7 separate regions of the Homo sapiens genome follow, and all the other regions are linked to region 4. A link is a loop called in an ENCODE intact Hi-C map of the cell type or tissue named here. Cell type or tissue: mammary epithelial cell. All regions are shown on one strand. Region 1 overlaps OPCML (opioid binding protein/cell adhesion molecule like). Region 2 overlaps NTM (neurotrimin). Region 3 overlaps NTM (neurotrimin). Region 4 overlaps NTM (neurotrimin). Region 5 overlaps NTM (neurotrimin). Region 6 has its middle 120 kb from the start of NTM-IT. Region 7 overlaps NTM (neurotrimin).

Evidence for each region. Hi-C counts contacts between places; a loop is a spot of excess contacts. Peaks named below come from ENCODE experiments on the same cell type or tissue, not always from the same donor. Only the 100,000 strongest peaks of a DNase experiment are listed, where the experiment ranks them.
Region 1: a loop joins it to region 4, with 16 times the contacts of the local background. A loop is called at or near these places in 10 of 110 quality-filtered maps.
Region 2: it touches region 4 in a loop (14-fold over the local background); 23 of 110 quality-filtered maps call a loop at or near these places.
Region 3: a loop joins it to region 4, with 11 times the contacts of the local background. A loop is called at or near these places in 18 of 110 quality-filtered maps.
Region 5: it touches region 4 in a loop (9-fold over the local background); 10 of 110 quality-filtered maps call a loop at or near these places.
Region 6: a loop joins it to region 4, with 10 times the contacts of the local background. A loop is called at or near these places in 24 of 110 quality-filtered maps.
Region 7: a loop joins it to region 4, with 9 times the contacts of the local background. A loop is called at or near these places in 5 of 110 quality-filtered maps.

What each region holds. Positions count from the first base shown.
Region 1 is chr11:133,062,679-133,066,678 of GRCh38, reverse strand. All of the region lies in intron 1 of OPCML (opioid binding protein/cell adhesion molecule like), which reads left to right. Among named protein-coding and RNA genes, the nearest start is that of OPCML-IT1, 300 kb to the left of the region's middle. RefSeq lists an enhancer at 1,392-1,965. In mammary epithelial cell, a CTCF peak has its summit at 2,365; no DNase peak of the experiment used is centred here; H3K4me3 peaks cover 940 bases.
Region 2 is chr11:131,912,948-131,916,947 of GRCh38, reverse strand. The region is part of intron 2 of NTM (neurotrimin); the gene reads right to left. Among named protein-coding and RNA genes, the nearest start is that of NTM-AS3, 18 kb to the right of the region's middle. In mammary epithelial cell, a CTCF peak has its summit at 2,480; no DNase peak of the experiment used is centred here; H3K27ac peaks cover 142 bases.
Region 3 is chr11:131,746,070-131,750,069 of GRCh38, reverse strand. The region is part of intron 1 of NTM (neurotrimin); the gene reads right to left. Among named protein-coding and RNA genes, the nearest start is that of NTM-AS1, 85 kb to the right of the region's middle. In mammary epithelial cell, a CTCF peak has its summit at 1,710 (motif pointing left); no DNase peak of the experiment used is centred here.
Region 4 is chr11:132,125,381-132,129,380 of GRCh38, reverse strand. All of the region lies in intron 2 of NTM (neurotrimin), which reads right to left. Among named protein-coding and RNA genes, the nearest start is that of NTM-IT, 160 kb to the left of the region's middle. RefSeq lists enhancers at 2,841-2,890, 2,991-3,040. In mammary epithelial cell, a CTCF peak has its summit at 2,236 (motif pointing right); a DNase peak (open chromatin) is centred at 2,210; H3K4me3 peaks cover 781 bases; H3K27ac peaks cover 1,345 bases.
Region 5 is chr11:131,693,444-131,697,443 of GRCh38, reverse strand. All of the region lies in intron 1 of NTM (neurotrimin), which reads right to left. Among named protein-coding and RNA genes, the nearest start is that of NTM-AS1, 32 kb to the right of the region's middle. In mammary epithelial cell, a CTCF peak has its summit at 2,441 (motif pointing left); a DNase peak (open chromatin) is centred at 2,443.
Region 6 is chr11:132,400,317-132,404,316 of GRCh38, reverse strand. No RefSeq gene overlaps it. Among named protein-coding and RNA genes, the nearest start is that of NTM-IT, 120 kb to the right of the region's middle. In mammary epithelial cell, a CTCF peak has its summit at 2,062 (motif pointing right); no DNase peak of the experiment used is centred here.
Region 7 is chr11:132,026,975-132,030,974 of GRCh38, reverse strand. All of the region lies in intron 2 of NTM (neurotrimin), which reads right to left. Among named protein-coding and RNA genes, the nearest start is that of NTM-AS3, 130 kb to the right of the region's middle. In mammary epithelial cell, a CTCF peak has its summit at 2,155 (motif pointing right); no DNase peak of the experiment used is centred here.

The DNA of each region.
Region 1 (4,000 bases), 940 kb before region 4:
CAAAAACAAACAACAAACAACAACTTCGCAGGGACATGGGAGACAGAACACGAGGTGGCAGCCTCATATGACAGATGATTTGAGCCTCAGGGTCTTCCAATGACTTGCACCAGGACATAGAATGACTTAGTTGTTGCTGGATACCGTAGTCAGAACTGGGAATTGGATTTCGCCTGGCATAATAAAAATATTGCAGGACCCAAGTCAGGACCAGAGTTTGGTTCCTTGAACTAACAAGGAACCTCCTTCAAGTCCTAGTACTCTCCCTAGACTTTGGCAACCTCTTCTATGAAAGGGGAGGTTGGAGGAGAGGGCGCAGTGAGACTGGCATTTTTTTAAAGGCGTCTTCAGCATTGCTGGTCCATTACTCTGAGAGGTGAAGTAATGTTTCTGCAATTGGGGAAGTGGCTGTGGTTTAAATTCCTAGTCTGTTAACTGGTTGTAGAGTTGGTTTCCTCTGAAAGGGGAGTGGCCATTGGCAGGAGTGGACATGAGGCAAGCCAGGGTCCCACTCCCTTAACCACCCAGGCCATGGTCCCTCCTTGGCAGGCAGAGGCGGGCAGGGTGCTGCTGGCCTGAGGGTCCTGGGCAGGCGGCTCTGTTCTAGCACTCTAAGGAGATCAGATGTTGCGGGCACCAAGGTTCTCAGGCCCACAGAGGATGGCATTTCTCATGTCAGGAGGGGATGGACGAATGAAGACGTGCGCACTCCCGGGAGGGAGGAGAGTCACAGGAAAGAGGTGTGGACAGGCAGGATGGAGCAGCACGTGTTGTATCGGGATTCAGTAGTGTGATGGGTGGAGCCGGGAGAGGAGGGAGCTTCGGGCAAGGGAACGTTGGCAGGAAGCGTGCGCAGCAGCAGGAGCCTCGGGTGCTTGCGGGTCTGTGCACACTCTGGCCAAAATGACCCAGGTAGTGTTTCAGCTTTAACTCTGCAGGTGTTCAAGTCCCATCCAGTGAGTCCAAGTGAAGCACCCTGTCCACACGGAGGAGATATCCCAGGGCAAGGCTGACAGAAGGCCCTTGAGGTCCCAGTTACGTGTCTGGGCAGACAAATGTGAGACTGTGGCAAACCAGAGAGCACTGCCTTGAGGTTGGCCGCGTGTGCCCGCTAGAGCCAGGTGTGTCCACTGTACTGAGGGAAAGAAGCGATGCCCTTCCTACACACGGGCAATATCGTGTAACAACGGCTTGTTTACAGCCCTTGCTGGGCTCTGGGGCACATTTGTCTCCAGGCAGCGCCTTGGAGACGACCCATCTCCGAAGCAAGTCTGGCTAGGGGGCAGGTGCCTCTGCCCTGGAGCACAGGCAGTGGCGGGGTGTGCATCTCCAACCCCGGGGGCCACGTCATCGGCACCCCTTCTGGAGCCATGGCTCCTTCTGACCTTGTTCCCTTGGTGGGCATCTGCACACGTGGTTTAAAAGTGCCCTTTCCAGGGCTGATCCTGCCCCCGGAGGCCCCAGTGAAGCAGCCCAGCCCAGGCTCAGCACAGATGGATTTTCCAAGGCTCTGGGCCGCCTTCCTCCTGCGGGACTTCATGCTCGTCCAGGTCCGGCTCTCTCGGGGGTCCTGGGGCTTCAAGCACCAGACTGAACCGTTTCCTCTGCACCGTGCTTTCCTCCGGGTGAGGCCACCAGGCACCTTGTCAGGGACACCGTTTCTTCCACTCACCCCACCCTGGCCCCTGACAGGTCGCCTCTCCCTCCTTGTTTTATTTTTCTCCTCTTCTCATCCAGATTAAACATGTACTATGCTTCATATCTTGTATGTGTCCTGTCTACCTGGTGGACGCAACGTAAGCTCCGTGTCAGGGACCTTTGTATTGTTCAATGTTGTATCGTTAGCACATGCCAGGCTTCCAGGAAACGTTTCCAGGAAATGAATAAAGCCTTCTTAGGTTTACTGCCGGCCCGCCCCGCGCCGGGCCGTGTGGCTGCGGAGGCAGAGGAGACCTCAGCCTTCCCTTCCCTCCAGGCTCGCTAAAGCCTGAGCTCTTCCTGACACTTCCCCTCCGGCCCGGCCCGGAAGTCCCATTCCCGGATCCTTCACCGAGGCCAGTCCCACCCGGACAAGAATTCAGGCAGCACAGTCCCCCTCCCGGGGCAGTCTACCGTGGGGAAAGGGCAAGCACACAAGGTGGCCCTGCAGCGGCCCCTGAGGACGCCAGCGACAGTCTCTGGTAGGACCAGCTGGCCGTCCCTTCTCCCATTTGACCCTCCTCCTGGTCCGCTGCCACAGATCAACTGTTGCCACAGCTACCAGGGAAAGGGGTGTTTGTCCACGGGAATGCTCCCTGCGGAGGAGCTCTGCCCGGGGGCCTCAGCCGGGAAGGCGGCCAGGCGGGTTGCGGTACCAGGGGCTGCCCAGCGAGGGGAGACAAAGCTCCACAAGTGAGAACAGAAGCTGTGCCGGCGGCATCAGTTACCCGGCAGCGTCTGGGAACCGCGCTGGGTTGCGCTGGGGTCGGCTAGTGGGCCGGCGTTCCTCTCCTTCCCTCCCTCGGCTGGGCTCCGCTCCACCCCTCACTCAGCCTCCTCTGGATCAGCGCCACCTCCTTCCTTTGGTCAGCCCCCTTCACCTGCAATAGGCCCCAATACAAGGGGCTTGAGGAAACAGTTTTGTGTTTTGTTTTGTGGTTAAAGAAAGAAAGAAAGAAAGAAAATTAAAGCCATATCTTCCAGCCCTGTCTGCAACTGACACAGTCAAGTGATCAATCCCGGCTGACAGCTAGCCCGTTTCACAAAAACACCCATGAAATCGTTCTCAATTCAGGAATGGCTTTGAAGATCTAGCTGGTATTAATAATCACCAACCGGGGCTGGGCTCAGTGGCTCACCCCTGTAATCCCAGCACTTTGGGAGGCCAAGGTGGGTGGATCACCTGAGGTCAGGAGTTCAAGACCAGCCTGGCTAACATGGTGAAACTTCGTCTCTACTAAAAATACAAAAATTACCAGGACATGGTGGCGGGCACCTGTAATCCCAGCTACTCAGGAGGCTGAGGCAGGAGAATGGCCTGAATCTGGGAGGCGGAGGTTGTAGTGAGCCAAGATCAAGCCATTGCACTCCAGCCTGGGTGACAAGAGCAAAACTCCCTCCGAAAAAAAAAACCAACAGCTCTGTAAATGACCTTTTCTGACCATGAGACTGAATAAAACCTTGCGGCAGATTAATAGGACCCAAAGTCATCATTCACATCCTATAAAAATAGGTTCGAAGGCAGCCGCTTCACAGTCTGAAGTGCAGGCACACCACTGCAGAGCCCACGAAATGTGGCTCCCTGGGACCTTTTCTAAGAGCACAACGTGGCTTTCCTCCTTTCTGACCCCATGGGAGGCTGTCTAGTCTGTTGGGTTTAAGAAGGAGACAGGAGGCTGGAAAAGGCATCCCTGAGGGCTAGCCGTGGCCCAGGGGACCAGCCCTCTGGTTGCTTCTCTCCGCCGTTGTATGACATGTGTCTGTTCTCACTCGGAGCCTGTACCACTCTGGGTAACTCTTATAGACTGGAGCCCCTAGAAAGAGATAGGAAGGGACAGAATAGGAACTAAACTTACACTGCGAAGGCTGGTCTCTGGACTGACCGGTAGAACTCACAGCACGTGCTGAGACAATGACTGGAATACAACGGGAAAACTCCATGACCCCAAAGCCCCATGCTGGCCCCCGGCCATGGGAGGCACTGGACAGGCACAAGGAGGATGCGGCTGTCTTTACAGACAGTGGTGTCTTGCAGAGGTACCTCAGATCAGTCCCCAGCGCTGCAGCTGCCGGCTGGCTGCATGCAGCAGTGCTGGAGCAAGGCAGAAAGCCATTCCTAGGGAGGCTGCTGTGGAGTACAGCTTGGCAAGGCAGAGGCTCAGGGGCGGGAACGATGCTTGGGTCCAGTGATCAGGATTGGGATCAATGACAGGGTTGCTGAGGCAGCCCTAAACCCCAGCTGGAACAGGAGATGGAAGCTGAACTGGCAGCAAGAGTGGGCAGTGGGGTCTCCAAGGATGCC
Region 2 (4,000 bases), 210 kb after region 4:
GGCCAAAATGACAAGAAACAGCTGTCCATGGGAAGATCAGGGTAGGGGTGTTCCCAGCAGGGCGGACCACAAGAGGAAACGCTTTGCAGCTGGAATAAGCTGTGTTTATGGGTGTCCACAACAGAGTGAGTGAAAGGAAAGGCAGGATGAGAGTCCTTCGGATTTTATTGGCAAATTCCACAGGCCAAGCCATGTGCTGCGGATTAGGAGGCAAGCCTGGAGGAGGCCTAGTTCCGCCCTTAAGAGGCTGTGGAGTAGCTGGAGGGACTACCAGAGAATCCATCTGCTTATCAAATGAAACTCCAAGCACCTTACATGACATGAGCAAAGTGCCGCAGCTTCCTTCATCTAGAGGGTGACTCCCGCGTCCTCTCAAGTATCAAAACCACATTTAGTCTGTGTGATTCCATGGAGTCCCATATCAAAACTCAACCAAAATTACATACATTTCTCAGACCTTCAATTCCTAACTCACCCGGGAAAAACAACATCATCCAATCGCTAAGCCTATGGTCTAGAGGCGCGATGGAATGCAGCGTTCAGCCTCTGATACCCACCTGCCAAGTGATCCCCAGGAAAGAATGCACTTTACTAGCTGCTGCCTTAATTGGGGAATCTCTGAAATGTGGAAAGCATTCATTGAAACTGCCAAGTGACAGGTGTGTTGATGCTTAGTGAAGGTCTCTAAGTGAATGACACCCATGCATTGGGGCTTCTGGGGCTCTCTGATTCCTCACTGATGTCTGCTCACTTCCACCCAGGAGCTAGGAGCTAGTGCAGTCCTGCCAACCCACAGAAAGCCTTCACTCCAACAGAGGGGCTCTGCTCCAGCCACGGACAGCGTGATCGCCCACGTTTTCATGGTGTACTCTGCCTCACAAGGTCCATGACCTCTTTGTCCACAGCCAGCTTTTCCAGTTGGACCCAAGCCCCCAAAAGCCAAGTCCAGGCCGTACGCCTTTCCACACCCAAACACCCAGCTCAGTGCCTGATATGGTCTGGCTGTGTCCCCACCCAAATCTCATCTTGAATTGTAGCTCCCATAATTCCTATGTGTTGTGGGAGGGACCCAGTGGGAGATAATTGAATCATCGGGGCAGTTTTCCCCATACTGCTCTGGTGGTAGTGAATCAGTCTCACAGGATCTGATGATTTTATAAGGGGTTTCCCCTTTCTCTTGGCTTTCATTGTCTCATCTGCCGCCGTGTAAAATGTGCCTTTTGCCTTCTGCCATGATTGTGAGGCCTCCCCAGCCACGTGGAACTGTGAGTCCATTAAACCTCTTTTTCTCTATAAATTACCCAGTCTTGGGTATGTCTTTGTCAGCACTGCCTAACGGACTAATACAGTCCCCTTCTTGAAAGAACCACTCAATACATTTCTGATTGACCGTAGTTGAAATTTAAAATAAAATGATAGAGAAATGTGGTAAGGAGATAAACTGAATATAGCTGGGGGATATCGTTGTTTGGCTTTCATTCATTTTGTTTGAGTAAGCATCTGCCAGCACACAGTGCTCATGCCATGACAAGGCATGATTCTTGCTTTCCAAGAGGTGCTCTGCAGCCCAAGGGAAGAAAGAAGACAGAGAGATAACACTGGAAAACAGGGTCTAAGCCAAAATGAATAGGGAAGACATTAAGTGCCACAGAGGAATGAGAGGAACACGAATCCAAAGGGTCCTGAATAGTCCTGGGAAGCTTGGTGTACAAAGTCAAGGAATGGAGTCCTGAGCTAGCATACTGGTCTGCCACTGGCTGCTTATGTGATTTCAGGTAAGTTCCCCCTCTCTAGGCCTTAACCGGGAATAATTGTCTATTTCAGAGAGGTGTGAGGAGTAAATGTTACTGTTTACATAAAATGTTCACACAGTAACAGACCAATGATAGTACTATGTATCTTATTAACGTGATTGTTACCAGTGCTTCATAGCCTGGCTTCAAAGCTTCCTAGCTGTGCCACCTTCATCAAAGCATGTAAACTCTCCACACCTCAGTTTCCTCGTCTGTAAAATAGGGATAATAGTAACTCCTACACCATAGGGCTGTTATTAAAGTGTTAATGTCATGAGGCTGAATGATAGGTGAGATATTATTAAAACACTTAGATACTCCCCAACACATAGTGAGCACTCAATTAACATTGGCTAATAGTATTATTAATGCAGATTCTGTTTTACCTCACCCTTTTAAGAAATATGCCTACAGAATGCCAGCGGGAGGGCAGAAAGAGTGGGAGACTGCAAATTGTAATTCTTTTCAGGCTGTCAGTGCTATGCTAATTGAAACATTTCCCAATACCTCCACAAGGATTGTTAGAGCTACTTGGATAAGATAAAACATTTTTTAAAGTTTCCTCAAATTAGAATCTTCTGCTGAGCATTTATTCTTTAGGGACTGCAAAAGATCCTCAAAATATGATGTTGGTGAGAACAAAGCAGAATAAAATGAAATTAGAGCAAAAAGTCCTCTGCTGGTTATGAAGAAAACTACATGTATCACCATCATCACCCAATCACCCATAGGAAGATGGATATGGCGGCCCTCCAGGCCAGAGCACGGGTGCTCTGGTCTCCCCTAGTTGTGGTTCCTTACAGCTTGGTTATATGATTAGTCAAAACAGAAAAAAACAAACGGAAGAAGAAAGAAAGATAGATGGAAGGAAGGAAGGAAGGGTCCTCTGTCCCCCTACACACACACAATACAAAGCAAAAAGAAAATAACTCAGAACTCTGAACTACTAGATGGTTGCAACCTACAGTCAGGTTACGTGAAAATGCAGCAATTTTTATGCAAACAAAATACGTTCTGAAATTCCTACTTGCCTCTCTGTACACAGAACAAGAAAATGCAGGACCTATGTTTGAGAGTTCAGGGGCTTCCACCCCACCAAAGTCCATCCCAGCAGGGCAGCCCTTCCTTGTTCTAGCGCATCAGAGTCTGAGAAGGAGGGCAATCCTGAGAGGCCTGAGCATCCTCCATACTGGTTGCTTGTTACACCTGGTGCCTGATTCACATCCTAAGTCAGGCCTGTGGTCAAGGGCTGGTGTCGCTCAGACCCTAGCTCATCTAATCCCTGCCCTGTAGTGCTCCATCCACTGTCAGGGCCTTTCTCTTGAGTGTCAGGAAGACATTCAGCCCCTGAGGCTGGCACAGAATGGCAGGAGATGTTCCAGAAGGAACTTGGCTGGGTTGGGGTCAATTCAAGGGTCTAGAAAGGAAGCTCCACCATGTTCCCATCTCCATCCACACCCAAACAATACCACTGGGTTGAGAACACATGTGAAAATGCAAACAAACATTAGTGCTGAAAGAGAGAGGGGGACCGGCAGAATGAGAAAAAAGAACCATGAAAGGGAAGACAAAGAAAGATAAGTCAGCCAGTACATGATAACGCGATTTCAAAAAGAAGCTCCTCCTAAATCAGGCCTGTCCCGTGATTCAGCCTCTGCTGAATGCAGCCACCCTCTGGACAGTCCTGACTTTGATAAGCCTTGAAGACTACCTTCTGGAGACCAGATTCTGGCCTGGTCTCTGTCTGCCAGGACCCACTTCCTGTTTATTTATCTTCAAGTCTCTACAGAGCTACCTTACACCTTTTCCTTGAAAAAAAAAATCCCATTTATATCTAAAATGTTCCCCATTCAGAATGTCTCTGTCCCTGGGAGGCCCTCCTTGCAGCCAAGGACTAGGGACAAAGAGGGCATCCAGAGAACAAGCATTTCTTGAACAAGAAAATTTCCTTGATTATTACTGCTCTAGACATTTATTTTTGGTTTTTTATTTAAGTAGTCTGAAATCACTGCATATTTGTAACTCCCCTGAAATCCATTTTTAAAGCAGATACACAATCATTTCTGAGTGGGGGAAGGAAGTTGCTTTATTTTTGCTCAGAAGAGTGGAAGAGGTGGGTCTCGTGAGCCAACAAATAACTAGGAGTTCACCAGAGCCATGAGGTTAAGCTTTGCCTAGACAAAGGATCACTGGATGCTTGTAGCCCT
Region 3 (4,000 bases), 380 kb after region 4:
CAGGGGAAACCCAAGGCTCACAGGGTTCCCAGACAGCATGCCCAGCTTGCTTTCATCTGGCATTCTCGGAGCAACTGCTGCATCCAGGAACTCTGCCCAATGCGAGAAACACAGAAATGTTTAAGATTCGGTGTCTGCCCTGCACAGCTGACAGGGAAATGTCCTGGTATCCTCTACATAAAACGATGATGCCTGTAATCCCAGCACTTTGGGAGGCTGAGGAGGGCAAATCACCTGAGGTTAGGAGTTTGAGACCAGCCTGACCAGCATAGTGAAACCCTGTCTCTACTAAAAATAGAAAAAATTATCTGAGCATGGTGGTGGGCACCTGTCATCCCAGCTACTTGGGAGGCTGAAGCAGGAGAATCTCTTGAACCTGGAAGGCAGAGGTTGCAGTGAGCTGAGACCATGCCATTGCACTCCAGCCTGGGTGACAAGAGCAAAATTCCATGTCAAACAAAACAAAAGAAAACAAACAAAAAAACAGTGACAATGCAGGGACATACGTCAACAACAGAGGTGTGTCCCAGGGGCTAAGGGATCAAGGTAGGGACCACCTAACAAGTCAAATTCCTTCAATTATTAAAAGAAAAATAATGATTTGCCTGTAGCATATAGCCTGTAAATGTCATAATGACATGCATTCTTCTTGCCATTTTTAGATGCTCACTCTGTGCCAGACACAGCTCTGAGCACTTTGTAAGCTCTATGTCATTTCCTCTTCATAGCAGCCCTGGGAGTGGATATCTGTATCATTCCCTTATTACATGCCAGGAAAGTGTGGCTTATACATCTTCATCGGTCCAAGCTCACATTCTTAGGAAGTGGCTAAGCCAGGGTTGAAACCCAGGTCCCTGTGATCTGTACTGCCACACTCCTGATCACTTTATGATTTCCAGTACTGAGTTGATTCAGAACAACTTCATCCGGAAGTAAAGTTGGCTGCATCTGTTGTAGCTTCTCCAGTGCCCACTCCTGTTTCAACTGTTGATTTATCACAGTGCCCAAAGAGTGTTGATTATTTAAGTGCAATGGTCATGATCTAAGTGCTGAGGACATATGCTACTCTATGTCCTTTCTTTTCTGTGTGAACAAAATGAGGAGGCAGGCCACAGAGGTACACCCAAGAGAAAGGCCGAGCCGGGGCCCCTCTGATGTCAAAAGCCCCCATGCTGTGAGGAAAGCAGGGCCGCCTGGCACTGGGAACCGTCCAGTCCCATACACTCCTGCAAGCTTTCTGCCCAGAGGCCAAGCCTCCAGGGTAGTGGAGAGAAAGAGAAGTAGTGCCAGGCAGTCCCCTCCCATCTGTTTTGCAGAGGAGAGCCATTCTGAAAAAGCACATCGGATTAAATAAATTAAAAGAATTGCACCCCCCTGGGAACATTCTCAAAACAGAAGGTCATTTGAACCGATGTGTGATTCACTCAGAGGCTCTCTTCTTATAGGAAACGAATACATTCAAAATAAAATCACTTCATGGAGTAAGAGGCAGTGGATGGGCACAGGGAGGAGGGGGCAGGTCATGGAAGGCACAGTGTTTACAAAGCCATTAAAGGAGAATGAATAGATCTAGCCTGGTCCCAAAAGGCAAAGAAATGTGAATTTTCACATATAAATAGAAAACGTTTAGAATGGTATTAATTCAAGACCAAGCTCCTAATGTCTTTCCAAGTTAGCCGGCTGTGCGGCGTCTGCTTAGCTGCACTGACCCCTGCCGGTGAGAATCCAGAATTATCTGCTGCTCTGCCACTATTTTCAGACAATGTCCACAGTCCTGGTGACTGCGTGGCAAGTGTGTGTCCACCGTCATGTACTACATGATACATGACCTGGACGCCTAACCAAGAACCACTTTGCCACTACAATACCCAGAACCTACTAGAATATAAGGCACATAGTAAACCCTTAACAGACTTGGTTGAGTGACTATATGACCAAGCATGTACAATTCTAATACCTAATTGAACACATTTAGCTTATGGCACCTTTATCTCATATGAACAGTACCATCAACGCTTCTTGTACACAAGTAATGGATTCTGCTAAGAAAGATGTATCAGGTAATACTGAAGTCACAATGCACAATGGCAGGTGCTATGTGGTGCCCGGCGAGTACAGTGGAGGGCCTGTTGTCAGTCATGGTGACACGGTGGTGATGTGTTGGTTGTGTCCTGGTGGAGACATTCCTGGGATCACAGGATAACGAGGAGCTTGTCAAGCTAAGGAACACGGGGAGGGGATTCTATGCAAAGACAATACAATGTCAATGGCAGAGACATGAAAAAATTGCATGGAGCTTTCAGGAAATTCCCTTGCTGTTGCTGGCAGTTCCAGTGAGAGGCAGGACTGGCAGTGGCAGACATTTAAGAAGTCATGTGATACAAGGCTCTCTGGATCCCAAGATCCAGAAAAGCTTGAGATCATCCTATGGTCCATGTGGCCCCACAGAACTGTTTGACATTTAGAAGCAACATGGTTTATTTTGCATTTTATTTACACCACTCATCTCAGATGTGGAAGATGATTTCAGGGGTATGGAAGGAGAACAACGAAGGCCGAGAGTCCAGCTACAAAGCTATTGCATTTAATAGGGACACAGGAGGAACTTCATTAAGATGTTGGTAGCTTGAATGGCAAGCAAAAGGCTGATGGGAGAAAGATTTAGGAGACACAACCCAAAGGCACAGATATGTGTGCTAGCAACTGGAAGAGAGAACAGCTTCTGCAGAAAGACTCAGGTGGAGGAGGAGGATTGTGAGGAAATTCAGAAGAGATGCTAAGCTTGGGTGCTCGTGGGTTATTCAGCTGGCAATTCAAAGAGTGAGTTGTAAGTTCATAGGACAGTTTGACTGCACATAGAGTTTGGGGAGTTGTTGATTTATAGATTGTAGTAGTGAGAAGCACATTTTCCATCTGTGCCTTAGTTTCCCTCTAGCATATTAGTATAAAAAATAAATTGCTCCTAAGGTATGCAGTGGCTTCTAAGAAAGGCTTATCATAATCTTAACATATATGTATAACAGAATGCTTTATTAAAAAATATGTATGTCATTTTTCTTCTTCACCACAAAGGTATATGTTAGATATTTTTACACCAATTTTACAGGTATCAAAATTGAGTTTCTAAGATTAAGTAACATGGCTATGACTACTACAGCAAATTGATAAGTGACATGTGAGGACCTCAGCTCCAGTCCTCTGATTCTTTTCGGTATCACTGACTCATTGTTATAATAATTTGTTGACATCGCTGCCTTTTTCGGAGGGTACACTAGACTCATGAAGGATGATACTGAAATTCAAAGTTTTATAAAAATGCCAAGCATATGAAGCAGGAAAAAAAAATAGCAATGTCCCATCATTTATAAAACTGAGCTCCTTGGAAGATAAAGGTTATTTAAATGCATAGGCTTATTAATGTCTCTGCATACTCACAGTTCTATCAATCTGAGCATAACCTGAAACTGCAAATTGTACAGGAGGAGACAGACAACATGCTTAATGCTTATCTTGATCTGGAAAATTATACCGTAAGGATCAAGAAAGGCAAACTTAGTGCCTGGGAACATAATGGAAAAACGTATTCATGAGCATCTGTCTTCCTTCTCTTTGCCGCTTCCTGCTTTCCTCTCTGTAAAACTTCCGCCACACCAATTTGGCTACATCATTTTCCTACACACAAGTCAGTGGAGAGCTCCCCATTGGGCAATGTTTTACTTTTCCGGCGTTGAAAAAGAGCGGCACAGCATGCGTCCAAATCCCGCCAGCATGTAAGAAATGTACCCAACCAGCCCGTGAAAGATGTCCGTCCCTGATGGTTGCCACAGGGAAATGAATTAAATCTCACCAGCCCTGAAAGTCACCTTCGGCGGGAGGATTTTTGTTGTTGTTTTCCCCACCACATCTACCTTCACGGTCCTTCTGATTATATCCATGGCAGTAGGAGAGGATGACGACTCCCACAAAGAGGGTAAAGGAAACATTCCTGGACAGACGGACG
Region 4 (4,000 bases):
TACCTTACTGAGGATAGTGCCAGAGACTCTGAATCAATATATGTGTGAGACACAGGAAAACTATCCCCTAAGTTGGTTCTAAACTATCACTTAGAGCATCAATAGTAACAATACGTACACAGCTGTATGCACTATACAACATTGCTCTTCCAGAAATGCAAACAGTTTTGGATACCAAGTCCCTATACAGCCACCTCCAAATTCCTCTTCTAGAATATATGACCAATAGACCCCACCCTATCCACCCTACCAACACACACACACAAACACACATCTTTTGCAAACTACACTTTTCCAGCGGCACTTTCTAAAGAGAATTGTTCACTCAATAACCTGCTGGGACTTGTGACACCAACCCATCCCAAAGAAAAATTTCTACACTGTCGATAGTGATTTCTGACCTTACCAGCCTCTTTTTTTTTTTTTTTTTTTTTTTTTTTTTTGAGATGGTGTCTCGCTCTATCGCCCAGGCTGGAGTGAAGTGGTGCAATCTCAGCTCACTGCAAACTCTGCCTCCCGGATTCATGCCATTCTCCTGCCTCAGCCTCCTGAGTAGCGGGGACTACAGGTGCCCGCCACCGCACTCGGCTAATTTTATTTTATTTTTTTATTTTTTATTATTTTTTTTTTAGTAGAGACGGGGTTTCACCGTGTTAGCCAGGATGGTCTTGATCTCCTGACCTCGTGATCCACCTGCCTCAGCCTCCCAAAGTGCTGGGATTACAGGTGTGAGCCACCATGCCCAGCCCCTTATCAGCCTCTTGTACCTGTGTGATCACCTGGCAAGTTAAGTTGGTTGGGTGAACTCCTACACCCACAACTATAACCCACTGGAAGATTCTTTGAGGCTCCTGTTTCTGCATGAAGGAGATATACATCTGGACAGCCTGGGGCCAGTCCACAAAGATCTGAGGATGGTCCCTGGAGAGGCAACATCTGATGTCCTGCTCTCTACAGTCCCCAGGCAGCCTCTAAATTCTACAGCTGAGAGAGTAAACAGGACTAGCAACAGTTGAGATGTAACATTGTGTATGCATATTCAAAAGACATTCATTATCTGTAGGACATTGTTTAGAAATTGCTCTACTATTTAATTTGTGATAAATGATTAGCAAACATGTTTATCAATGTAAAAAAAAAAACACACTCACAGAACAACTTTAATTGGATTCATATACTTTAGTGTCTGGGAAAGCTGAGAAGCAAACCATCCTATACCACTGCCATGTGCTTCTCCTCTCCAGCGTCCTGTCCCCAGCCATCTGCCCTCAGACTTCATCTACAACCCCAGACAGCCTTCTGCCAAATGTAAACTGATGGTCACAGGGAAAAGGAGAGGACATATGGATGAGAGTGCCCAAATATGAGAATATCCTTTGTCGACAAAAGCCAGAAAAGTGTAAATCTTTCAGAGAGCCAATGCCCAGGCCAGCATCCCACCTGGTTCAGTCCCTTGGATGGGGAAGGGTGGATCTAAGACAAGAGCTTGGCTCTGGGACTTGCAGGCTATAACGTTAGACACTACTAAGTCTGCCGGCATGACACTCTTTCTCCTATTAATAGCAACTTCTTCAATTTGCTCGCCCCAGAAAACAAAATGAATGAGGCTTGGCTGTGAATGTAGGGAGACTAAAGCCCAGGATGGCAATAAATCGGAGAGCAGAGTGGCAGACACTGTAATCCGCCGGAATGCCGCTCTGGCTCAAGGAAAAGAACCTCTTTGGGGAAGCAGTGGAGGGAATCAATGCCCATAAAAGCATCCGAGGCAGCAAGCCACAGCAGAAAAGATAGATACTGTTGACCAGCACATGCAGCAGATTGCTGGTTGTAAAACAAAATAGAAAGTCATTAAAAAGGTGGGCAAAGGGCACGATTGTGTGATGTGGATGTCACAGGGGACCTGTGTTATAGAGGGCTCAGGCCTCCCCATCCGTCAGAAGGTCAGCATCGCCAAGACTGCCTGGAATCCCACACTGCAGATCCCTCTCTATGCGCTCACCGCAGCAAGGTGAGAGATGGGTTAGTATTTATTGCCACTTATGTAATAGGTCTATTTGGAAACACATTCTGACTCGCTTATCAGGATATTAATACATCACAGCATATTGAGCTGTATTCATTTTGGGTTCGGGTTGCTTTAACCAAAGACTTTCCTGGGAAGCCTGCCAAGGTATGTTTTTCTGGAACGAGCTCCCTTTTCTGCCTCATTCACCACCTTTCGATCCACCAGAGGGCAGAGTCAACCCATAAGACTCAGGCTCAGGGACTTTGGGGGGCAGTTTGAAATAGGAGGAGTTTTGGGAGAACGCACCAGAAAAGCAAAGGCCTGAATAAGTTATTCATCCTGAAAGCTGGAGATGGAAATAGTTTCTGGAACTCTCAAGAAAAAAGACTGACAATAAGGCCCGAAAGAAGCAAGTTAAATAGTTCTTAATGTGCTGTGCCTCAGTTTCCCAACATTTGAAAGGAGCAGATGCTTGAATCATTTCCAACTCACCCTGTAAATTAAACCACGCTTTGCGGGTCACAGAAAACACCTCTCACAGCAAAGGAGGGGCAGCTGGCAGAGAAACAGGCTGCAAGGTCGCAGCCAGCACAAATCGGAAAAAGGCACGTTCTGGAGGCTTCTTCCCTCCTTCTCGCTTCCCTCTCCCTTTGCCTCCTGGTAGGGCTCTTTCTCCTTCCGCATTTCCATTCTTGCCCTCTTTCTCCTTTTCTTTCTTGTGCTAGTTTGGCTGCCCTCTCCAGCTCCTCTCCTCTTGGGAGAAATAAAAGTAAAACCAAAAACAACTGCTAGGGGAGAAATGACAGCAGCTGCTTCCTCCCCCTCCTCCTGCCCCCGCCATGGGAGGTGGCTGCGAAGTCCCCGCACACTGCCAGCCATGGTGAGAGCTTTGATTTCCAATCTGATCGCCTCATTTTGTCAGCCTCTGCATAACACAAACAGCTCAGCCCCCACTTATCACAGAAAAGAAGGGGGTGATGGAAGGAAAAAAAGTAGAAGGAACACCTTCCTCTCCCATAATAAATAACTGGCACAGGCATCTCCTGTCACCCTCAGCATTGTCCGTGGTGTGTGTCTCCCTACCTTGCCATTAAGAAGTAACTCACCACAGCTGGGCTGGAGAGAAACAGTATCTCCCTGCTATTGTTCACAGCGTTCTTGTGTGACAATTTCAATCCATCAGACTTTTCTTCTGCAAAGAATTGATGGACTAAGGATCCTCTGGCTCGGAGCTGTTTGTATTTCTGCACTCGTTCACACACCCAGGTGGCGAGACCCTTGCGCCCACTCAGTCTCTCCCACTCCCACATCGCGCAGGGGCGCCTGGGGACCCAAGCTGCTTATGGAAAGCGAGGCTCCACCTTTGCTGGGCTGCGCTTCTTCCTCTGCCAACAGCCCACTCATCCCCCTTGCCTGGGACCCCTGTTGATCTCTCTTACACACACACAATATACACACACACACATACAAACACATGCACGCACACACACCACATACCACAGCACACACCACATACCACAGCATACACCCAGCCACACACACACCACACACCACACATACCACACAGCACACACAGATACACAACACACAACACACATGCACCATATACCACAACACACAAAATACACGCACCACATACCACACACACATCACACACCACACACTACACACCACACTCACACCACATACCCCACTACGCACTACACATGACACACACACCACATACCACATGACACACATACCACATACACCACCAAACACCACACACATCACACACCACACACTACACACCACATACACATTCATACCCCACCACACACCACATACATCACATAGCACACACTACACACCACACACACCACATACACCACCACACCACACACGCATCACAGACACATCACACACCACACACTACACACCACATACACACTCATACCTCACCACACACCACATACATCACATAGCACACACTACATACCACATACCACATACACC
Region 5 (4,000 bases), 430 kb after region 4:
GCCAACAATTTTCCAAGGTTACCAAAGGTCCTGGGCATGGAAAATAATCAGCCAATATGTAAAACAATCAGACAGTACTCTGGATGAAGCTGCAACGGTAGATCAAGTAAGGCTTTCAAAATTGCCCCACACTTATGGCACAGGCCGCAGCCCTCAGTGGTCTCCAAGAGGCTCTGAGAGACCCATCCGACTGGCTGCAGACTGATGTGTCCACATTTTCCAGTTCATTCTAAAATTGTAATGACTGTAATCTCTGTGCTTATTATATTCACATCCATCTTACCTTGTGTCCTTATCTTGAAAGGAAATCTGAGAAATTAATAAGCAAAGAGCCTGACAATTACATGGCAATTCCACCGTGCCCCCAGCCGGCTTCGTCTAAAAACTGCCACTCTCTCCTTGCTGTGAACAGATCATCTCTGTCGCTTTTCTCCATATACTCAGGGCTATTCCACTAACGAAACGGGTTCTTGTCTTCAGTGCCAGGGGCAAGGTGACATTCCTTAAGATTTATTATTATTGTTTTCCATAACCCGAGGAATGTCAGTCCTTTAAAAGCCTCTGCACCATGTTGATTTTCTAAGTTAACTCTGACTTAGCATAGATTTATTGGCAAGGGTTGTGGTTTGCCTTGTGTGTGTGTGTGTGTGTGTGTGTGCATGCGTGGGTGTGCCTGTTTGAGACACAAAGGTGAAACAAGAGATAAAACCAACATTTATTTGGCTTTAACATGGGCCATTGCCTCAGCTAATTGCTATTATTTATGCCAATTCTTTCCCTTCTCATAGCAGTCACATTAGGAGAGCAGTATCATCCACATTTATCACATGAGAATCAGGCTCAGAGAGGTTAGGTACAGTGGAGGGTCACTTAGCTACAGGGTGTACGAAAGAAAAGGACTAATAGAGAAAGAATGACTCTCTGGAAAGAGTCCAGAATCCATATGGAAAATGGAAACACAATGTTGTGTGGTCTGATCCAGGCTTGTGGGCAGAAGGGAAGGCCCCTACAACTTGATATGTCTTCCTCTTTGGAGCCTAGTAAGTAATGGTGCTGGGTGCTGGTGTAACTCATGTCTCCCAGACAACCTTAACTCAAGCAACTTGAGACTCCCATACAAAAGCATATCATCAAGCCTTGTTTTCCCGGACTTGCACTCAACTCTCCTTCCTGCTGGCCTCCCCGGGTGCGTCCTGTGCTGTGTCATCCTTCCACAGTCATCACGTGACAATGAACACCCAACATCACCCCACACCCCATACTACCAAGGACATTTGTTCTCTCCGAGGCTGTTAGCTCTTTTTGTCCCAAGTACAATTCGCCCTCCTTCCCCTGGGGGCCGGCTCCCTTTGGCTGTGGGTTCTTTCATGTCTGTCACATCAACAACACTTTCTGTTGAGAGGCTAGTTGTTTGCAATGATAATTAGACATGCACCTTTCTGCACCACACGTCCAGTTTTTCTCATGCACTCCAGCCCTGTCCTTTGAGCGGCACACATACTGCAGCTGCTGTCACTCTTGGGACAGGATCAGAGTCCAGAGCGCAGGAGTGAAGGGACATAGACCTCTGATATATACTAGCTGTGTTTCCTTGGGAAAGTTTGCCTCTCTGAGCCTCTTTCCTCAATGGAATATTGGGATGATAATCCTACCCATGGGGTTGCCTTAAGGATTACGTGGGAAACGTCCATGTAAGACCTCTGTTACAATAAATGCTCAATCTTTCTGGTTCTCCATCCGACCCGCTGCTCCATCCCCTAGTTCTCAAGGTGGGCATGCCGGTGAAGTTGCTCCTAAACATGCTCTATTCACAGATTTGACACTTGTGGAGGAGAAAAACACCCCACTTCAAAGGACAAAGGAGACTGACAAGGTTTGTTGGGTACAGAGGAAAGAGTCTGAGCTATTGGATCAAAACCCGACAACCTCATTTCCTGGAAAATCATGTAACTTCTCTGAATTGCATTTATAAAACCTGAATATGTGCCTCATCGGATCACTCTAAAAATTCAATGAGACAATCTGTATGAAAACATGTGCCGGCATGAAGGTTTGCGTAAAGTCATTCGTTCAGGAAACCTTTCTGAGCTAGCCCAGTCCAGTCTTTGACATCATCTCAGGGGGAGCTGCTAGGTTTAGGACAAGCACAATAAAACCAACACCAAGCCAGAGGTGTGCAGGTGGCATCTGGGTGCCTGGCCAAGACACTAAGGCCACACTCTGAATTCTTATACAAACCCAGTGCCTATCTCGTCACAGAGATTTTTCTTTTCAGGGCGGGGGGGTGGGTACTAAAATCCTCAGCCTGTCCGTGGCCCAGAGCATTTTCAGGTGAGAATGTCCTGGACAACGCATCGTGCGTTTCCCCTGGCAGACAGCTCTCTCCTGCACCCTCCCGGCGGCGGCGGCGCTCCTCCCAGCCCGTCCAACACTGCCCTCTGGTGGCAGCAGGTCGCAATTTCATGGCTCTCCGACTGCCCCTCTGCTGGGGCTCCTCCCTTCCCAGGCCCCATTCCGGCTGCGAGGGCGCTGAGCGAGTCCCAAGGGCAGGCAGTTTCTCTGCGAGTTCCAGATTCCTACATTGTCAGCTGATCTTTCCTCTGCATTCACGCCCCACCCAATCCTGAGTGATCATCAGGCTCACCTGATCCTGTTTAAAAGCCTTTATGCCCTTCCGCAAAGCTCATGGTCTTGGCATAAAACCAAATCTGCTCCTTCAGCGAGAGCTCCTCTGTCCACACGTCCAGTCTCGGCTCTGGAGCCGTCCTTCGGAGGTACTGCCAGCCCGTGGTTCCCAGGCCCAGCTCCCTGTCCTGCCTGAGCTCATTCACTGCACTTCCCGCTTCAGCCTTGCACGCCCTTTCCCGCCACCGAGCAGGTGGCTTAAGCTCTTCAGAACCCAGAGGGATGTCACTTTCTCCATCAGGACTTCTCCGGCAACTCCCCCTACTCTGAGCTGGGTGCAGACCTAAGCCCTGCTTCCCACTCTGTCACAGGCCTTTCCCACCAGACTCAGCTTCTAGACCCAGCAATGGCATTTTGTTTGCATTTTAAAAAATCACCATAGCCCTAAGACAGAATACAGTGCTGCCCGTGGAGACTGAATAAATGTTGAATGAAAATGGTCTGTAGCTTGAGAACTAGAGGAAGAGTAGATGCTGCAAGGGTAACAAGTCATCACTATTACTTACATTCTCACTAATAATAATGGTCCTTATTGAACAATTCTCCTATGCGAGGCACCATTAACTGCTTTAAATGCATGTTCTCATTGAATAGGCCTCTATATGATGTAGTGAGCATCTGCAAATACTGTCTCATTGAGCCTTCACAGCAACCTTGGCAGGGAGGAGAACAAGTGTTAGATCCATGTGACAGAGGAGAAAACGAAAGTCGGGGAGAGGTGGGTGACCAAGCATCCAAGAATAGTGTGAGAGCCCAGATTTTGCAATCTCTCTCCTAGTGACACAAGTCTGCTATACTTCATGTATACTCTTCCACCTCTTCCTGAAAGAGACAGGTCTCCAGAGACGAAGTCAAACACAGGAATGTGCTTCCACCTGCAGACCCAGGCTGTAAAAGCAGCTTCTCCTCTCTCGCTTCCAGTTTCTAATCAATTATGGAGGAAATGACAGTGGAGAGGGGAGGAGAGAGACACTCCATAGTGACTGCAGCTCATTGAAAAGATACCCGAGGCTTTGTCTCTGCAGCCACAATGCCCAGCTGGGAACACCAGGGCATATATACATAGGATTTGGGTGGATGACACTGAGACAAAGGAAAAATGACAAACCAAGTGAATTAAGTGAAGGTGAAATAAACGGTGCTCAGCAACAGATGGGGCTGGTGCTGGGTAATTTTCTCCTGTCACCTCCCCTCAGGTAATAGATAATCCTGCAGCTGCTGGATTTCCTGGGAAGTCAGGCACGGGGCCTGAGTCTCCTTCGTGTTTGGAAGCCATGCCCCCCATTCCTTAACCTGTCTTGATGATAAAAATCTT
Region 6 (4,000 bases), 270 kb before region 4:
TCAGGATGACCCAATGTTCAGATGGCAAGGAGAAGGCACTGCCCACAGCCCCAGCTCTCCATGTGACCACCTACCACAAGAGTACCTCCCTGCAGTGTCGGCTTGGCTTATGAACCACAAGCACACAGGGAGGGGTGCGGATGGGGAATCTCCCACCTGCATCTGGTCTGCTGGGTAAAATCCAACTGGTGTCAGTGCAGTCCAAGTCACCGGGAGACATGCAGTTTGTGCTTCTGGGAGGAAGAAAGGGAAATACAAACAGTGCACACCATTCTCTGTTAACTGCCCTGGGAATGAAGAGGTGAGGCAGGCTGTATACCACAGCAGGTGTACATCAGGTGTACAGTTCGGGATCCATTCATTTGTTAGGAGTGTTTTCTAGTTTTCACTAAGTACTTGAAAGCTTGGCTTCCCGTTACTACCATCCCAATTCAGGCCTCCATTTAAAATGCACAGCCCCCCATGTTCTCACTTTCCTTTCTCCCTCCCACTTCTCCCAGTGAGCTCTATAGCTGCAGAGTAAATAATACTGTTAATAATAGCAGTACTTATAACTGACAGATTGCTTATAAACAATGAGCTGCCAAGGTAGGAAGCAATCATTAATGGCTAATTGGGAAAGACTTCTCGGGTTTGTGTGTTCACCTGATAATGTACGTTTCTCGACTCTTTTGAGTTTGTGTTCCCTGTATTTTTCTGCAGGGCATGAACTGTGCATCAATTCCCTTTGTATTCCCAACAATGAATGAGTGAGTGAACAAATGAATGAATGAATCCATTTGTTGTTTCTTTTAATCCATAGCCTGCTTCATTGGGTATGCAAACTTCCTCTTTTAATGTTGACATTGAAATGCCATCTGTACCAAGACTTTTTAGATGCCATTATGAAAGTGACTCCCTGCTGTCCACGTTTTATGGTGCCCTGTGTCTATTAAACTTATGTCTATAAATACCTACTATGGTCCACGTGTGTATTTGCATAGACAACACTATAACATTCAAAGCTTCCTCTTCCCACCTTCACAATCCTCATCAAATCAACTGTTGTCTTATTGTTTTATTTGTAATATTGCTCTCAAATTCTTGTCTAATACATAATTTTACAGAGATGTAAGCATAGCAAAGATATAATTCTGTATTGCAGTTTTTACAATGCAAGTAAGTATCTCCTTGAGCTTATCAGTTTGGAGGGGCACGGGGGAGTATTTCATTTGACGTACATAGTCACTGCATGTATATATATATATATGTGTGTGTGTGTGTGTGTGTGTCAAGGTGAATTAAATTAAGGAAACAAAGTGTTGTCCATCTTCAGGGTGGGGCTGATTGTTCTTACATGGAATCTAAGTCGGCAGCCAGAGGAGCCTCAGGAAACATCTGTTTTTTGTTTTGTTTTTGTTTTTGTTTTTTATTTTCTAACCTATATAAACTAACCCACTAAACCGTCCAAATTCTTTATGACTAATTCCAAGGGGATAGAGAGAATGAGGAGCAAGGCAGGAGAGGAGGTGAGCAAATATACCACCGTACTGGAAAGCTGAGGAAGGACCACGTGGGCACTGGACTATTGACGCACTGGCCAACGGCACGTGAACCAGTACTTGTTTTCCAGACAAAGAAACTGAAATCCAGAGAACAAATTGCCCAGCAAAACAAAACTAGGCAAAAACATTGACATCTAGAGCTCATGGTGTCTAGTTCCCAGCCCAGGGCTCTTTCAACTAGACCAGGCTGTCCTAATTGCACAGAGCCTGGCCAGGGAGTGAAATTCCTGCTCCTTCCCTAAAGGGAAGCTCCAGCTTGCCCTGTCCACAGCACATCTGTGGAGGCGAGTACCTGTGGCAGAGCTCCCAGACAGAGTGCCCAGGGACAGAGACTCGCTCACTGCAGCTGGGATGTGAGGAGGGGAAGGTCTCCCTGCTTACTTACATGCTCCTCAGACTAAAGGAGCAGTTTCAGGGATGTGAGAATGGAAATGCATGCTCCTGGTGAAGGGCACAGACAGCTGTTCCATCCCCACCCCGCTTACCCCGCACATTGCTCAGTTCTTCCTTTGTGCACAGGGGGGCACTAGCAATACACTCGTGGCAGCCCCAGCAACCTGCATGCTCTGCAGCTGCTCAGGGAAGAACTTAATTACACCCACTTTCAAGTGAGCATAGCACGCTCTTCAGTGAGTGAGTTCTGCAATGCAGACCTGCTGGCTAGGCTGACTCCGATGCCACCTCCTGCAGGAAACGTGGCCTCCTCTGATTAACCCCACTTACTTGGGATCACTCCAAATCCCCTTGGCTCCCCAGTGCCTTGGTCAGTTGGCCATTTACCTGTTAGCCTCAGGCATGTTGCTTTTTAAAGCATCCCTAGGTATTTCTCTTTCTTTTCTTTATCTTAAGTTCCCATTGTGCAAAGACCATGTTTTTTCCTGCTAGTTCTGATAGACAGCAGCGTCCTTGGAGGGATATTCAGTAAGCCTGGTGTGGGGAAAGCATGCTGAATGTGGAGTCACAAGACAGATGTGCTCAAATCTTAACACCCAACCACCATCAAACCTGAGGCAAGCCCTCTTACCTCTCCACACCTCAGTTTCCTTATCTGTTAATTAAGAATTATCATAGCGGTGTCATAGGGCGATGTGAGAATTAACGAATAAAAATTATCTGCAAGCGCCTGGCATGGCGCCTGAGCACAAAGGGCACTTTATAACTGTTGGCTGGATCCAAATGGTGCTGGGAAAGATTCCCTCACTGGACACTGAAGACAGCCTGCAGTCTCCCTGCCATGGACCTGTAGCCAGCAGTGCTGTGCTGGACACCAGGTGATCGTACTAAGGAAGACACAGTTCCTGCCCCCAAGAAGCCCAGTGGGCAGTTGGAACAGGATCATTTAAACGTAAAGTGATATTGCTAAGACCGAAGGCCAGAACACTCGCAAGGGCATAAACCACCTTGAAGAGGGAATCTCTACCACTCCCTTTTCTCCACACTGGAGGCAACTGACATGCAAGTAAGGAACTGTGGCCATACAGTTGGGTGTTGTCTCCAACCCAGCTCCACAGCATCCTCTGGCCAGAAGACTCCTGATGATGGATATAAGACAAACACTCAGGTTGGGCTTCCTGCCCAACCATGACCCTAAACAAGTATCGTCTCCATGAGGTGCTCTTTTACATTTGTAAAATGCAATGGCCCTGCCACCCCCAGGGCTGAGAAAATTTAAATGAGATAAGTATGCGTGGTACATAATGAAATGTAAGTGCTAGTTTCCTCTTCCCTGAGACTGGCCAAAGCACGTAGCTCTGAATTCTACTTAGATTCTCCCTTTCCCTTTTTAGGGGTGTTTTATATTCCAAAAATCACCTCCAATTTTTCTCTAACTCCTCACACACACACCAATCAAAAGTTTTTACTTCTGTCCTGAAAACTGGAACACAGAAGAGACAATGGGATTCATTTATTGAAGACATTCACACTGAGGTCTGTAAATGACCGGTAAATTTCCTCTTTCAAGGTTTATTTGCCCTTAAAAATACAGACTCTCCTACCTTAAGACTCTCTAAGTGGTAAGATGTATTCGGAGCTCCTGTTAAAGAGTTGGAAGGATGGGCTTTTTCACCCCGCATTGGGTTTAGGTGCTAGACCACCCACCTCCCCACTAACTTCCCCAGTGACCAAAGAATGGATCATCTGGATCCTCACATCGAAGTGGCAGATCACCTAGTCTCTATGCTAAATTTCATCACTTTAACACATTTGTGGAAAAAATTCCTGTCTTGTCTTTGATGTCTTTTGTCTTCATGAAACATCTCTTACTGTGCTTAATTTTAAAGAAAAAACAAACAGCACTAATTTAGAACTTGGCATGAATGACCTCTAATAGGTTCTTTTTGAAACTGATGACCTTTTTAGTTTATTGAACCTTGTGGACCTCCACCCTTCTTTTTCTGTGACCCCTACAAGCGATGGTATTTTCTTACCCCTCCCCGATTTGGGGAAATACACTC
Region 7 (4,000 bases), 98 kb after region 4:
TCTGGGCCCCAGAATGAACATATGTGGAAGAAGCCTGAGCCCAATTTTCAGTCTATAGTCCTCCCAGCGAACCTACAAGTCCAAAGTGAGAAAAAATGCTATTTTGTAAGCCCATGAGTTTTATGCAGCACTATTGTGGCACTAGCTGACTAATTCAGTGATCTAGCTTCCCACTATCTCTCTGCTCTCATCTCCTGCTTCTTCTCCCTTTCTCACTCTCACTCCTGCTTTTGTTCCCTTTCTCAGAATCATATCTTCTTCTTAAGTTTCCTGATCCAAAGCATACTCCTGCCACAGGGCTTTGGCATATGAGGTTCCCTCTTCCAACTCCACAATATCCAAATGGCTTCCCTCTTCACTTCCTTCAGATCTCTACTTAAATATTATCTTAACAAAGAGGGCTTCCAAGACCACCTCTATCTCTAGTCCCATTTAAGCCCCTGGCCATGGTTTATTTTTCTCCATAGTACACCACAGTACAAATGACATATTATGCATGTATTTACTTTTTAGCCTATAGGCCAGAAAACGATTTTCATGCATAAAGTCTGGTGAGTAATTAAATAATAGGCTCCATTCTCCCTATCCTACAGCACAGTGTTTTGGTTTGGGTTTCCTAATTGTTGTATGTATATCACAAAGTGATATACGAGATGATTTTAGGAGATAATTGGACTAGCTTAGACACAAATAAAATAGTAATTAATAAATTTAATTTTATTTTAGGTGGAGTAGGTGGGGTAGGGGTTTTAGGAGTGTTTGAGGAGAGGGGTAACTAAGCTAGGCATTATGAAGCCAGACAGGGAGTGTGTTTAGGTGTAGATGGCCTCAGTTACCTACTCCACATTACAACAGAGTCACTCTGTGACTGATGTTTTCAATAATGACCTGAGTAACAAAATAAGACAAATGATAATCTCCATGTTTTGCTCAATAAGACAAAACAATAATATATTTTAGAAAAAGAACTCTATCAAAAAGGATTGCAATGTTTTAAGTTCCATTTAAAGGATGATAGCTTAGTTATATGACAAATTCATTCATGTGGAACACTGCTGATGCCTCCTAAATAAGCCTGCCCTATGTAAACACGAGGACTGGTAATGAAGGTCCTGATAATTCTTTCCTCATGAATAACAGGCAGAAATGACTTTATACCCACTCCTCGTCTCTGACTACCTCCTCCACTCCCTCCCTTATATGCTTTTCTTATTTTTCCTTCAAAAAAGTCCATTAATAAGAACAAATAGTAGTAACTATAAGCCGATGTTCACTCTATTTCCCACTTTTTCACAACTAAAGGCCCATATGATTATTTTTTGACTGATGGACTATGTGGACTGAATTTGTTAAGTGATAATTATTGGAGCAAACACCTTCCAGCTTCCATTAAAGCACCTAAACAGGCTGGAGTCATCATCATCATGCTTTTCACATGAAAAGGAAAAAGCTGACCAAACCGAAAGTCAACAACTCTTGGATGAAGCTGGAAACCATCATTCTCAGCAAACTATCGCAAGGACAAAAAACCAAACACCGCATGTTCTCACTCATAGGTGGGAACTGAACAATGAGAACACATGGACACAGGAAGGGGAACATCACACACCGGGGCCTGTTGTGGGGTGGGGGGAGGGGGGAGGGATAGCTTTAGGAGATATAACTAATGTTAAATGACGAGTTACTGGGTGCAGCACACCAACATGGCACATGTATACATATGTAACTAACCTGCACATTGTGCACATGTACCCTAAAACTTAAAGAATAAAAATAAAAAAAAGAGATCCTCAGAGATGTCACAGAGCAAAACACTGCCCCTAAATTGGAAAAGACAGGTGGATACAGAGAATCACAACTTATAAGAGCAGAAGCCCAGTAGCAAAAAAACAAAACAAAACAAAAAAAAAAACCCACACCAACCAACCATACAACCCTCTACGGGAGCCAGTATCAGGATAGAAAAACTAAAATGGAACTGATGAGTTGCTGGAGGTTCAGTGTGCACAAGTCTTAGGGGTCAAAACATGAGAGCTCCAGACTTTGGGAGACTCCACACTTCAATAGGAGCCCTAGGAGGTTCAAGAGCCCTAGGAGGTTCTCACAGTAAGGATCAAAGAAAAATCCCCTCATGCATCCAGCAGGGGGAGAGCAAAGGCAGCCATTTTGAAATATGACACATGCATCCTGTTCTTATGAAGGCCTGCCCTCAATAGAAATTATATTACCAGAGCCTAATGATGCAGGGAAGGGAAAATACCCAACTGCAGCCCCTTCTACACTTCCTGTCTCACCTGAGCGGGGGAAGAAAAGCAACCCTGAGACACACTTGTGAAGCTCACGGCGCAGGGGCACAGGCTTAGTAAAATACTGAGGCCTACTCATGGCTCTATAGAAGATTTCCCTCCCCCCACACCCATGGTCACATCCATAGGAGTAGCTCATCATAACAAGAGGGGAATGGAAATGAAAGAATTCTGTATCTCAGATGGTATTTGAAAATAAATTTCTAGGGACAACAGGGAAATCAAAAACAAGAACACCAGAGGAAACTTTAACCTCTGACACAGTTACAACAAGCAATAATTACAGCTTGATCCCTAGCCAGAAACATAAAACTTTAAACTAAAAATCTATTTACTCCAGTTTCTTTTACCCCAGTATATCATGTCTGGCTTTAAAGATAAAAGTACCACCAGCATACTATAAGACGAAAAAAAAAAAAAAAACCAGCTGGAAGAAACAGAGTAAGCATCAGAACAGGCTCAGATATCGCAGAGATGTTGGAATTATCAGATTGAGGATTTAAAGTAACTATGAATAATATGCTAAGAGTTCTAATGGAAAAAGCAGACAACTTGCAAGGACAAATGGGGAATGTAAGCAGAAAATGAAAACTGTAAAAAAGAATTCAAAAGAAGATGGTAGAAATAAAAAAAAAAATCAACAGAAATGAAGAATGCCATGGATCAATAGACTGGATATGGCCAAGGAAAAACCAGTGAACCTGAAGAATATCAATAGAATCTTCCAAACCTGAAATTTGAAGAGAAAAACTGAAAAAAATGGAACAGAATATCCAACTACAAAAGGAAGTGTAATATACATGCAATGGGATTACTAGACGTAGATGGGAGAAAGAAGCAGAAAAAATGTTTGAAGCAATAATGACTGAGAATTTCCAAAAATTTATGACAGAAACCAAACAACAGTTTCAGGATGCTCAGAGAACACTAATCAAAATACCAAAAAACTACACCTAGGCATATCTTATTCAAACTGCAGAAAATCAAAGACAGGCAAACTTGAGAAACTGAGGGTCGGGGAAGAGGGCTTACCAATAGAGAAGCAAGGATAAGAATTACATTGGACTTCTCTTCAGAAACCATGCATACAGGAAGAGGAGCGTCGAGTGAAATATTTAAAGTATTAAAACTAAAGAACCACCAATCTAGAATTCTGTATCCAGCAAAATTATTCGTCAAAGGTGAAAGAGAAATTAAGACTTTCTCAGACAATCAAAAGTTGAGGGAATTTGTTGCCAGGATACTTGCCTTGCAATAAATGTTAAAATATGTTCTTCAGAGAAAATGAAAATGATATCGTTAAGAAATTCTGATCTACATAAATTGATCGTTATTTCCCCATTTTTATTTATCAGGGATTCCTCTATCAATCAGAGATTCAGATCAGCATAAGACAATCAGCACAAATTCATCAGTTGTTGTAGTTCCAGCCCAAGGCAAAGAAACTTGAAATTTCATATATCATGTGGGGCCACAAAAGGGGAAAAGGAAAAGGATCATCAGGGCTTTTGAAATGGAGACAAGAGTTGGACCATCAGGGATCTATGGTATGGACAGTCAGTAAACTCTGCTTTTTGTTTGTTTTTCAAGCCTTGTACTAAATTGGGATAATTCTCAGGATGAGTTTCTTTTGTAAGTTTCATGCCCAATTTGCTATGAATAATTCAGGAAGCAGTAGCGTAGACAAGGTCTAC